Linked DNA regions of Homo sapiens: region 1 is linked to region 2. The links are chromatin contacts, found by Hi-C in ENCODE. All regions are on one chromosome and are shown on one strand. The core of a region is the stretch at or near the end of the contact, and the rest is flanking DNA. Distances in the headings are between cores, read along the strand shown.

Region 1 (6,146 bases), core at 3,057-5,556, 1.1 Mb before region 2:
TGATGCCACATGGAAATATGGAAATGCAGAAAGGAATGAGACACTGGAATGGGCAAATAGGTGGATAAATCTAAATGAATACTTACTGTAAAAAAATAATAATTACAGAAATTTTATACTTTAAAATCAAAGAAAAAAATCAGAATAAAAAGTAGAAAATAGGGGCTGGGCGTGGTGGCTCATGCCTATAATCCAAGCACTTTGGGAGGCCGAGGCGGGTGGATCACCTGAGGTCAGGAGTTCGAGACCAGCCTGGCCAACATGGTAAAACCCCGTCTCTACTAAAAATACCAAAAATTAGCCGGGCATAGTGGCAGGCGCCTGTAATCCCAGCTACTCAGGAGGCTGAGATGGGAGAATTGCTTGAACCTGGGAGGCGGAGGTTGCAGTGAGCCGAGATCAGACCACTGCCCATTTTCCTGGGCAACAAGAGCGAAACTCCATCTCAAAAAAAAAAAAAAAAAAAGTAGAAAATAGGAATAGAAAGGGATTTCTTCAATCTGATATAGGACATCTATGAAAAATATACAACTAACATCATACTTAATGGTGAAATATGGAACACTTTTCTTTCCCTAAAATCTATTCAACTGTTTTTTGTTTTGTTTTGAGACAGGGTCTCACTCTATCACCCACATTGGAGTGCAGTGGCACTATCACAGATTACTGCAACTTCAAACTTCTGGGCTCAAGCAATCCTCCCACCTCAGCCTCCCCAGTAGCTGGACTACAGCTGTGCACCACTATGACCAACTGATTTTTTTTTTTTTTTTTTTTTTTTTGTAGACAGGAGGTCTCACTTTGTTGCCTAGGCTGGTCTGGAACTCCTGGCCCCAAGTGATCCTCCCTCCTTAGCCTCCCAAAGTGCTGGGATTACAAGTGTGAGCCACCTCGCCCAGCACTGTACTGGAGTTCCTAGCCAGTGCAACAAAAGAAAAGAAATAAAAGTCAAAGAGATTAGAAAGGAGGTACAACAATAATTCTGTCTTCATTGGCAGATAATATAACGGTGTATATAGAAAACCCAGAAAAATCTACAAAAAGGTACCAGAAGCAAGGTCACACATTATAAGACCAATATTAAAAAGTCATTTGAATTTTTGTGTATTAGAAATGATGAATTGGAAAACAAAATAATTTTAATTGCAAAAATTATGTTGTAGTAAATTCAATGAAAGATGCACAAGACCTGTTCACTGTAAACTAGAAAACACTGCAAACTACAAAACACTGCCAAGAAATTGAAGATGACCTAAAATAACAGTGATATACTGTTTATGTTTTGCAAGACTCAATATTTTTAAGATGTTCATTCTCTCCATATATTGATCTATATATTCAATACAATCTCAATTAAAAAGTAGGTTTTTTCTTTTTTCTTTTTTTTTTTTTTTTTGAGATAGAGTTTTGCTCTTTTTGCCCAGGCTGGAGTGCAATGACAATCTCGGCTCACCACAACCTCCTCCTCCCAGGTTCAAGTGATTCTCCTGCCTCAGCCTCCCAAGTAGCTGGGATTACAGGCATGCACCACCACGCCTGGCTAATTTTTTGTATTTTTAGTAGAGACAGGGTTTCTCCATGTTGGTCAGGCTGATCTCAAACTCCCGACCTCAGGTGATCCGCCTGCCTCAGCCTCCCAAAGTGCTGGGATTACAGGAGTGAGCCACCACGCCCGGCAAAAAAGTAGGTTTTTATGTAATTGACAAACTGGTTCTAAAATTCATATGAAGATACAAAAAAACCCAGCAGTGTTCCAGTTACTTCGGCTGTACTACAAATTACTCCAAAACTTCATGAAGCAAAACAATCATATATTATGCTCTCAGATTTTGTGGATCAGGAATTCAGCCACAGCACTGTGGTTTGTCTTTGTTTCATGTCTGAGGCTTTAGCCAGAAGACTTACAGGCTGGGTCTGAAGACTCTACACTCACACAGATAGATAGGCTGCTACTCTATGTGAGTCAGTCTAGGCTTCCTTACAGCATAGGAGCTGAGTTCAGGAGGTGAAAGTCCCAAGAAAGGGAGAGAGCAAATGCAGTGTTAACTTCCACTGCATTCTGTAGGAACAGGCAGTCAGTCACAAACTCCCATCCAGATTCATGAAGAGGGAATATAGATCCCACCCCTGGGTGGGAGGAGTGTCAAAGTCACTAGGAAAAAGACCATAAGGAATGGAAAATATTGCTGCAATCAGGAAAATACAAACTGCCACAATAATCCTGGGGGCGGAGGCGGGCAAGGGAAAGAGGAGGGTTCAAGGAATTTCAAGGCTCATTATAAAGCTACAGTATAATATACAACTATCTTAATTTCAAGGCTTATAAAGCAATGACATTCAACACTGTCAAACTGACCCAAGGATACCCAAATATAGCAATGGAAGAGAATCCAGAATCCAGAAATAGATCCACACATATAGTCATTTGATTTTTAATAACTTAGCACCAAGGTAACTCAATGAAGGAAACAACAAATGATGTTAGAACTACTATATATTTGTGTTTCAAAAAAAACTACTCTCAACCTCTACCTTAAACCATACACAAAATATAATTCAAGAATTCATTCAGGATACATCACAGACGCCCATTTAGCAGAACAAAATATGGATGTCTGAGTACCTGGGTACTCCATGGCCTCTCAAGTAGTTAAATAATTTATTTTTCTAATGTAACAACAAAACATTACAGTTTTAACGTAATTTGACCAAGCCCCTTAGATCAACAGGTGGCTCCACTGGGGCTGCAGTGAGCTATGATTGTGCCACTGTGCTGTAGCCTGAATGACAGATCTAGTCCCTAAAAAAGGGAGTAGGGGGGAAGGTAGATTAAATGCGAGATATTTGGTCAGTCATTGGTCAAACACTGCTAAGCACTATGACAGACAAAAGTCAGCCAATAGCTTCGTTTATGAGCCCACAAAATCAATGATCACAGTTATTATGTGATCATCACTGTGATAACAATTGAAACTCATCTTAACCTCAAAATTTCTCACAACAATTTCCTAGGTGCAAATACCTGATCAACCTATAAGAGCAGTCTGCTCTTATAAAAGTCTATAAGAGCAGTCTGCTCTTATAAAAGTCTATAAGAGCAGTCTGCTCTGCAGGAAAATACATAATTATCACATTGCACATTCCACCTTCCCAGAGTCATCTAAAATTTAGCGGCGTGCTGGTGAAATGCTTAACAGTCGGCTTTAGGCAAGGGCTGATTTGTAGTGTAGCCAATTTCCATTGCGTATTCATTCATCGTGAGCATGACATTACTGAATTGTGAAACTACTGAACCCAGAGATGGGAAGAGACGCACAGTAGAGCACCATAGTATAGTATCTCCTCCACAAAGATACAATAGATGTATAAATAACCTCAAAAGTAAAGTAACAATAAAACATGGTAAATAATAAAAGTGATGAGTTTTTAGTATTTTCACTGCCTTTGTTTTTAACATAATTTACGTAATTTTACGTTTATATGATTGAGTTTTCAATGATGGCTCTGTTTAGCAATGGGATCCCGTGAGTCAGTACTAAATTAAATACAACCTAAACATTCAAAATAGGGTAAGACGCATAACTTAAAGACGTGCTCCACTGCGAATTACACGGAATCTTTGACTATGCCGACTAAACAGAAGGCTATTCCTAAGTACCATCCCATATGTGCTAGTTTTTCAAAACCAACAATAAAGCAGTTGGGGAGGTGCCTTGTACACAGAATGACGCCACGAGGCATTTGAGATGAACGTCCAAAGGGACAAAGAAGCCAGACCGCTTCCGAGAACGGGGACAGAATGTCTTCGGGCTTCTGCGCCGGGGGCGGCGCCGGAAGGCTGGGTGAGCTCCACTGGAGACGACACCCCAGGGTGGTTAGGCCCCAGACACGCGCGTGACCTTGGCCGGACCCTGGGAGCGGCTGAGCCAGGGGCGATCCCCGAGCGCCCTCCCCGTCCCCGCGCCGCTTGGACTCCCCGGGGAGCTCGGTCGCGACTGGCGGGCGCGGAGCCCTTCCCCTTCCGGAGCCCAGGAAGGCGGCTCCCCGCGGCGCCGGCCGCGCGCGCGCCCGCCCTTACCTTGACTGGACGCGGCCATTTCGGTGAGCTTGTCTCGCGAGGACACACGTAGAGGATCTGCGCGGTAGGCCGCGGAGTGGCGCGCAGTTGTCGCCACCACTTGGCTTCCGGCACGTGGGGCAGATGTTTCCATTCCCACGGCGGCAGCGGAAGAGGGAGGGCCGGGCGCGCCGCGGCTGCTTGCAGTCTCCGCAAGCGGCTACATCACAGAGCTCAGCGTGCGGTGTCACAGGCCCCGCGGTCCCGCCCAACAGATGCACCGAGATGCGCGTGCGCAGAAAGCGTCCCGGGGGTGAGGCTCCCTCCCTCGCTCTCCCTCTACTCCCGCCCCACTCTCCCCCACTTTCCCCCCTCCACCCACCGCGGCCGTCGGGGCTCGCTCGCTCAGTACCTGGAGGCGAGTTCCTGACGCGACTGCGACTCAATCCTCGCCTGGTGAAGAATATTTTACCTATGACTCACTGAAAATAAAGACGGCTGAGTGACCGTGTTTGTTCATGTAAACATTGAACAAATATTTATCGGCTTCTGCGATGTGTCCTACTCTTTTAGTGGAGGAAGACACATTTTATTTATGTATTTAATTTTTCTTTTGAATTTTACATGCGAGTTATACTTAATAAAACTCACTTCAAAATATACCTTCAACAGAAAATCCAGCAACAGTTTCTATTATGTTAGTTAAAACAGCCAGTCTTTTCCTTTACTTTTAAAAATTATTCATAAATGTAATTAGTGAATGATAATAAACATTGACATCTGATCCACTGCTTTAGGAGTGACACAAATGAAGTTAACTCAGGCTATTTTCTTTATAATCATTGTGCTATTGTTTTCTTTTTCTTTTCAATTATACTGCTTAATATAGGATTTTGTGGCACCATAGGAGTTGAGTAAAAATAAAAGGAATAAAAATATACCTTATCTGGCCGGGCGCGGTGGCTCACGCCTGTAATTTCAGCAGTTTCGGAGGCCGAGGCGGGCGGATCACGCGGTCAGGAGATCGAGGCCATCCTGGCTAACATGGTGAAACCCCGTCTCTACTAAAAATACAAAAAATTAGCCGGGCATGGTGGCGGCCGCCTGTAGTCCCAGCTACTCGGGAGGCTGAGGCAGGAGAATGGCGTGAACCCGGGAGGCGGAGCTTGCAGTGAGCCGAGATCGCGACACTGCACTCCAGCCTGGGCGACAGAGTGAGACTGCGTCTCCAAAAAAAAAAGAAAAAATACGTTATCTATGAAGATTTCCAATTTGATTTCTATTTATCACAAATGGCCACAGTACTCCTTTGTACTTTACCACATACCATATTGTATTCAGTAATTATTTGTGAATATGTAATTGATAATATTGTAGGTTTTAGAGAATCCTTGAAAACATGAAAATTTGGTAATGGGGTCTATTTTGATTATTTATTTATTTATTTATTTATTTTATTTTTGAGACAGAGTCTCGCTCTTGTTGCCCAGGCTGGAGTGCAGTGGCGCGATCTCGGCTCACTGCAAGCTCCACCTCCCGGGTTCAAGCGATTCTCCTGCCTCAGCCTCCCAAGTAGCTGGGACTACAGGCACGTGCCACCATGCCCGGCTAATTTTTTGTATTTTTAGTAGAGGAGGAGTTTCATCTTGTTAGCTAGGATGGTCTAGATCTCCTGACCTCGTGATCTGCCCGCCTCAGCCTCCCAAAGTGCTGGGATTACAGGTGTGAGCCACCGTGCCCGGCCATATTTTGATTTAAAATTTAGCAATAATAGATAAAATTTTCAATCAACTAAGCCCTTGGGCCAGGGAATGCTATTCCTTAAAAAGTGCTTCTATCAATATAGCCTCTGACTCATTACTTTGTTAATTTTTAAATTGTATTTCATTCCTGATTAACATTCCCACCCAGATTATTAATTATACAATCTGTTAACTGTAGAACCTCAAACATGTTGGATTGTACTGTATTTGTCTGGAAGACACATTTTTAAAACATTGTAATCGCTATAAGAGAAGCACTGGGAAAGAAAGGAGCTTCTATGCCTGCAGTGCCTGAGGAGCCCTTTAACAGTGTGCCCCGCCCCTAA
Region 2 (5,689 bases), core at 492-2,991:
AGCAGCAGGGGGCAGTTGCGTTCAGGGCCTTAAATGCCAAACAAGTGCCCTAAAAGCCAGGGCCCAACACTCAGGCCCTAAAGTACGGGCTGAATGGGGCATCCTAGGAATAGCTCTGGAGTGAAAAAAGGAGTGAAGAGAGCGTTTGAAGGCACCGGCTGAGGCCTTTCCTGCCTGCCTGAGCCCTGTGGCTGGCTCTGCTGGGTGGAGGGACCTTTGGGGACCAGTCAGGGCTCGGATGGAGGGGCAAGATGTGTTGGGGCCAGCTAGTGAGAGGCGGGGCTCCCTGGTTCCCCTTGGCCTGAGGCAGCGGTGGGACGTGTGAGTCTCCCGACCAGGAGCAGGTTGGAGTGTGGGTGCGGCTGTACGCGCTGTGGGCAGGGGCGCAGGCTCTCTAGTCTCGCTGGAGGACTCGAACATCGGTACTTCCGAGACCAGCTGCTGGAAGTCCAGGTCCTGGGTCTGGCTAGCTCCCAGGCCTTGAAGCCCCAGGTCCTGCAGACACACACGACGACGTGTTCGAGAAGGGCCTTGGTACTGGGAGAAGGGGGCGGGGAGCTGAGGGAGTGTTTTTTTCCTTCTGGGCAAGAGAATTAATTGCTCACAGTTGAAAGGCAGGAAGTACCCGCACAGCCTCCCCTCCCCAGATCTGCAGGTCAAGGTCATGTGTGCCCGCATTTGCACAGAGCCTGACTCTGACATCCGTGCACACACACGCCTAGTACCCCTGCACTAGTGCCCCCACGCCCGCCTTCGGAACACACGCCTGGTGCCCAAGTGCCTTGCCTCTCTCCCCACATCTATACCCCAGGGATTTCCCTCCCACCAAATTGAAGCCAGTTGTCTGCTTGGCTTGTCAACCGCCTCCCGCCTCCCGCCTTCCCGATTTCCCGGAGAAAAGCTGCTGCCCTGTGGTAGAGGGTGGAGGAAAGCCCCACCACCCCTGGATGAGGGGGGCCCCAAGACTTGCCCCCAGGGTAGCTAAGACCTCACTCCGAGGGGGCTGCCCCCCTCAGGCCTATGACGGGCAGGTGCAGCTGCAGGGGAAGGGAGGCAGAGCAGTCTCTTCCGGCAGCAGGAAGTGGTAACCGCCTATGGGGAAATTGTGGGGCTGAGCAGAAGGGGAACCGGAGCTGAACTCTCCTCCCCTACCAAGGGGGCCTGGAGGGAACGGCAGCCAGCTGCTGAGGTTCTGCTCTCTGGTGCTGACCTTCCTTCCCCCTCCCCTCTGAACTTCCCACCCCAGCTCTCAAGGCTCCCTGGGGCTCCCTGGGCCTCTCTGGGGGCTGACTTGGGAAGGGAGGACCCCATCGGATGTCTGGGGGAAGGAGGCAACCCAGGGGGAGTCCAGAGCCTGGGGCAGCAATGGTGTTCATGGCCACTGGTACAGTGGGCCAGCGGCCCCGCTGTGAATGGTACAGTCTGGCAGTGGTGACCAGGGACAGCCTTCTGGAGGTGGTGGGATGGCAGCCTGGGATGCCAGCTTACGTTGGGGCTCTCACACCTGCTCCGGCTGCTTGGCAGCGGGGCTTTGGGCACAAGGCAGCCTAGGTGCAGGCCCAATGGGAGGGGACGGCAAGGCCGGGGCACAGTGGGGCTGGAAGGGGCGCCCTGCCCCCCCAGGAGCCCCTCGCGGGCAGTGCCAGCCCTGGGCCGCCCCGCCCCACCGGGAGCCGCGCTGGGGGCGGGGCTGGGCGGAGCCCGCGCAGGGTGCTGGCCGCAGCGCCCCCAAGTCCCGGCGCCGGGCCCGCTCACGGCCGCGTGGGAGCAGTGGGGTTCGACGGCGCGGCCGCGAGGCCGCCATGGCCGCTCACGGGAAGCTGCGGCGGGAGCGGGGGCTGCAGGCTGAGTATGAGACGCAAGTCAAAGGTGAGAGGGCGCCGGGCGCTCCCGGCCCGTTTCCTGCGGAGAACCCAAGGTCGTGAGGGAGCTCCAAGCGTCCCCGCGCTGGCCCAGGGCCCGATGCTCTCCCCAGCGACCTCTGGAGCGGGGGTGGAGGAGGGAGCCTGAGCCCCTTGCCTGCCTCCCGACGCCCATTTGGCCTCAACCGCCTGCCATTTTCCCTTCCTTCTTTCCTGTCTTCCTTCCTTTGGTCTCTGTCCTCCTTGGGTCTACCGCTTCTCACCCAAGGTTCAGTGGAGACACTGGTGGCCGCTGGTAAAAGAGAGCCAGATGCACCAACGTGCCCCTCAGAAGGCAGTATTTTAGCTACAGTGAAGTCAACCAGCTTGATTGGGCTGGGGGGTGAGTAAGGGAGTCCGGGTGAGTGGATTGGTGGAGATCACCTGGCCGTAACCCCACTGCAGTCCCTGGAGCTTCAGCACCTTTTGCCTCCCTTTAGCACTGAGGGGGAGCAGAGGCGAGGGCCACTGTCTCTGGGTCAAGCTGGCGCAGTGAGTCTTGGTTGAGAGATTTAACAGGGCTGGCTTCTCAGCCTTCTGAAATTGAACCTCTGGGTTCTGATAAACACCCATGTGCAAATCACATGCAAATCAGCTTTGCAAATTCTTAGCCAATAGCTTGTGCCCATCTTATTCAGGGCATGGTAACTCTTGCAAAGGAAAGAGGCAGCAGCTCAGTGCCAGCAGCTCGTCCATATCACTCTCAATCACTCCATTTTACCAATTACGGAAACAAGCTCAGAGAGGTGCAGTGACTTGCCCGTGGTCATACAGCACTGCAACTTCTAGGACGTAGAATGCAATGACCCTTGAAGTGCCTTTGAACCCAGAGATGTAGGTTCTAACATCATTATTCAGTGCAAGCAATTTATACCAAAGTATGCTCCAGTCCTCCTTTGGAAAAGGCAGCCTGTGTCCAGAGCCAGCTTGAGGTGACTACACAGGGTGAGCCAGCTTTCCAAGCCTCGCCATCATCTTGCTCAGATGGAGGTAATGATCTCCATCCTGCTTCCCCAAAATGCCATGAAGCTGAAAGACTTGGAAAACTTCAGTCAGCAAATATGGGTCAGTGATTTCACACTGAAAAGTTGGGGTTTCGAGCACGACTGTCTAAGGGTTCCTCACTTGCTCTGGGTCTGCATCCCACACCCTGGAAAAGCTTCCTACCATTCTACAAAGTGGGGTCACTGTCTTGACACCCTAAATTCTCAAAGGTCAGCATAGCGGTGGTTTTGGAGACCATCTTTTCTTCTGTTTTGCTTGTCAGCAGAAGTGAGACCAAATGCCTTGCTCACAGGAAGTGCTGGTGGGGCCCGGGGCCCAGCTCTGTAATTCAGGCAGACATGGATTCCAGCTCTCCTTTTGCCAGATGTTTCCTATACATCTGTGCTGTCCCAGGCCCTGGGAGTATACTGCTGTACCAGAGAGAACCCCGACTCCAGCCCCTCCAGCCCTGGCTTTTTACCCAGAGTAAAAGCAATGATTCAATGAGGACTCCCCTGATTTCAAATGGCGTCAGTGGCCACCCCGCCCTCACATGGCTCACGGGTCTAGTGGGGGAGACATAGACTTTGCATTATGATAATAAGCACTACAAAGGGAAGGAAAGTGCACGGTGCCAAGAAGGGGTCGGAAGAGGGCCAGCCCTAGTTTAGGGGGAGGTCAGGACAGGGTGTGCTGACGAGTTTGTCTGAACTGAGATCCGAAAGCTCTGCCAGGAAAGCCACCAATGCAATCGACTTGCAATTCACAAGTTGCCTGCTCAACACCAGCCGGTGTGCATGCCCGGATCTGGACTAGGACATGGCTTCCAGTCAGCTTTTGCTGCCGGCAGTGATGAAGAAAGGCAGCGGTTCCCTCTGCTGGTTCCTTCTGCACTGTTCAGTTGTCATAAGTCCCCAGGGATTGTATTCCTCTGGGGGAAGCAGGGCAGGGCAGGCTCCAGAGGGCCAGTGAGGCGAGCAGTTGTCTAACACCTTTCTTGGAATGAAATGAAATTTACTTTTATCAAAAAATGTTAAACTGGGCCAGGCGTGGTGGCTCACGTCTGTAATCCCAGCACTTTGGGAGGCCGAGGCGGGCGGATCACCTGAGGTCAGGAGTTCAAGACCCAGTCTGGCCAACATGATGAAACCCTGTCTCTACTAAAAATACAAAAATTAGCTGGGTGTGGTGGTGCGCCCCTGTAGTCCCAGCTACTCGGGAGGCTGAGGCGGGAGAATCGCTTGAACCCGGGAGGCGGAGGTTGCAGTGAGCCGAGATCGCACCACTGTACTCCAGCCTGGGCAACATCCTCCGTCTCAAAACAAAAAATCAAAACAAAACGTTAAACTGATTCAGTGAGGACTCTCCTGATTTCAAATGGCATTAGCGCCCACCCCACCTGGCCTTGGAGCTGACGAGTTAACCACAGGAGGCCAGCCTCGGATAGGATGAAGACACTCTCCATCTGTCTCACTTGGCATCGTGGGCTCTGCCCTGCTCTGTCGGGAGGTCCCGTGCCCCAGGCTTCCACTTACCCAGCTTGATCTGCCGGTGGGAAGAGCTCTCCTGTTCAGTAATTCAATTGGAAGGGTCAGGCTCCTGGGTCCCTCACCTGGCTAGTCTGGTGGGGGCAGGGAGTGGAGGGACAGAGGGATGGGTGACGCATGCAGCCAGGGCTGGGGCACCTGGAGTCAAGGGGGCTGAGACTAGGAAGGGGACATTCTCCAATAGGAGATCAGGGGAGGAGGTAGGGATGCTGGGCAGGCGGAACCCACAGGGTCCCCATGCAACAGCCCCTGGGAAGTCACTGGCGGGACAGAAATCCAATGGGATTGAGCTCTTCTCAGCGGAGTCCTCCCTCGCTGCTGCTGGTCTGAATCCTGCCGTCTTTTGCCTGGACTAGCACAGTAGCTGCCACCTGGGCTCCACCTGGCAGTGTGAGGGGGCCCTGAAAACGAAGCTGGACCACATCACCCCACTACTGTGGCTCCTCTCTCACTCGGAGTCCAGCTGGGAGCTCTGCCCAGACCCCGGGCTCTGTGCCATCTGTCCCTACCGGTCTCTCGGACTCCCCCTACTGCCCACGTACAGCCAGCTCCAGCCTTCTGCTCCAACGATGCGGCTTGTTCTTGACCACCCTCCTTTAAAAAGAGGTCCTCCCTGTCCCCACCCACCCCTGGCTCTGATCTTGCTTTGTGGGTTCATCTTCTCCGCACCCATCACTCCTGGGCATTCTGATATGTGTTCGTGCCCCATTCCAATCCCAGCTCCAAGAGGGCAGACACTTGGTCAAACCTCTTTGCCTTTGTATTTAAAACGTGCCTGCCACAGAATGGGTGCATAATCAACATTCTGCTGAATGAAGACATCAATTCATGTCCCTCCCTGGGGATGTGGATGGAGATGAGTAGGTGGGCAGCCTGCTGGCCAGAAGCTGAGCTAGCATCTTATTTACTCGGGACGGGCACTCAGGAGATGGCAAAAGTGTCTTCCGCAGGTTGCTTAAACTTGCTGGACAGGCACTTCTTTGCTTCAGGCCTGTGTGGGGGAAGCAGCGTTGCCAAATCAAGCCAGTGATAGGGTGTCAAAAGGCCGGCAGTATGGGGCCCTGGGTGTGACTCTCTCTGCAGGGTGGGGGAATGCACAGGTGGGGCGGGGGGTGATTGGGAGTGGGAAGTGGGGTCAGAAGACGGGGGCTAGCTCCCTGCCCCATTCTTTCACTTACAAGGCCGGATCAGCTCTCCCTGGCTCCCAGCCCTCACTGTGGACTGTCCTTTCCCCTGGGGCCTGAGGGCAGGCTTCCC

What was found. Hi-C counts contacts between places; a loop is a spot of excess contacts on that map. Pooled maps may share reads with other maps.
Region 1: a map with no recorded cell type shows a loop between it and region 2 (15-fold over the local background). The contact joins the promoter of FUNDC2 here to the promoter of ARHGAP4 in region 2. A Hi-C loop is called at or near these places in 2 of 37 single-sample maps with no recorded cell type and 6 of 50 pooled maps.

Annotation. Positions count from the first base shown.
Region 1 is chrX:155,025,004-155,031,149 of GRCh38, reverse strand. It overlaps FUNDC2 (FUN14 domain containing 2), which reads right to left and starts at 4,306. Exons shown (of 5, transcript NM_023934.4): 1 at 4,079-4,306. The coding sequence starts at 4,211. RefSeq lists an enhancer at 2,725-3,628 and silencers at 3,806-4,125, 4,396-4,485.
Region 2 is chrX:153,922,316-153,928,004 of GRCh38, reverse strand. ARHGAP4 (Rho GTPase activating protein 4) reads left to right here and starts at 1,741. Exons shown (of 22, transcript NM_001666.5): 1 at 1,741-1,869. The coding sequence starts at 1,803. RefSeq lists a silencer at 1,397-1,986 and enhancers at 3,445-3,574, 4,081-4,581.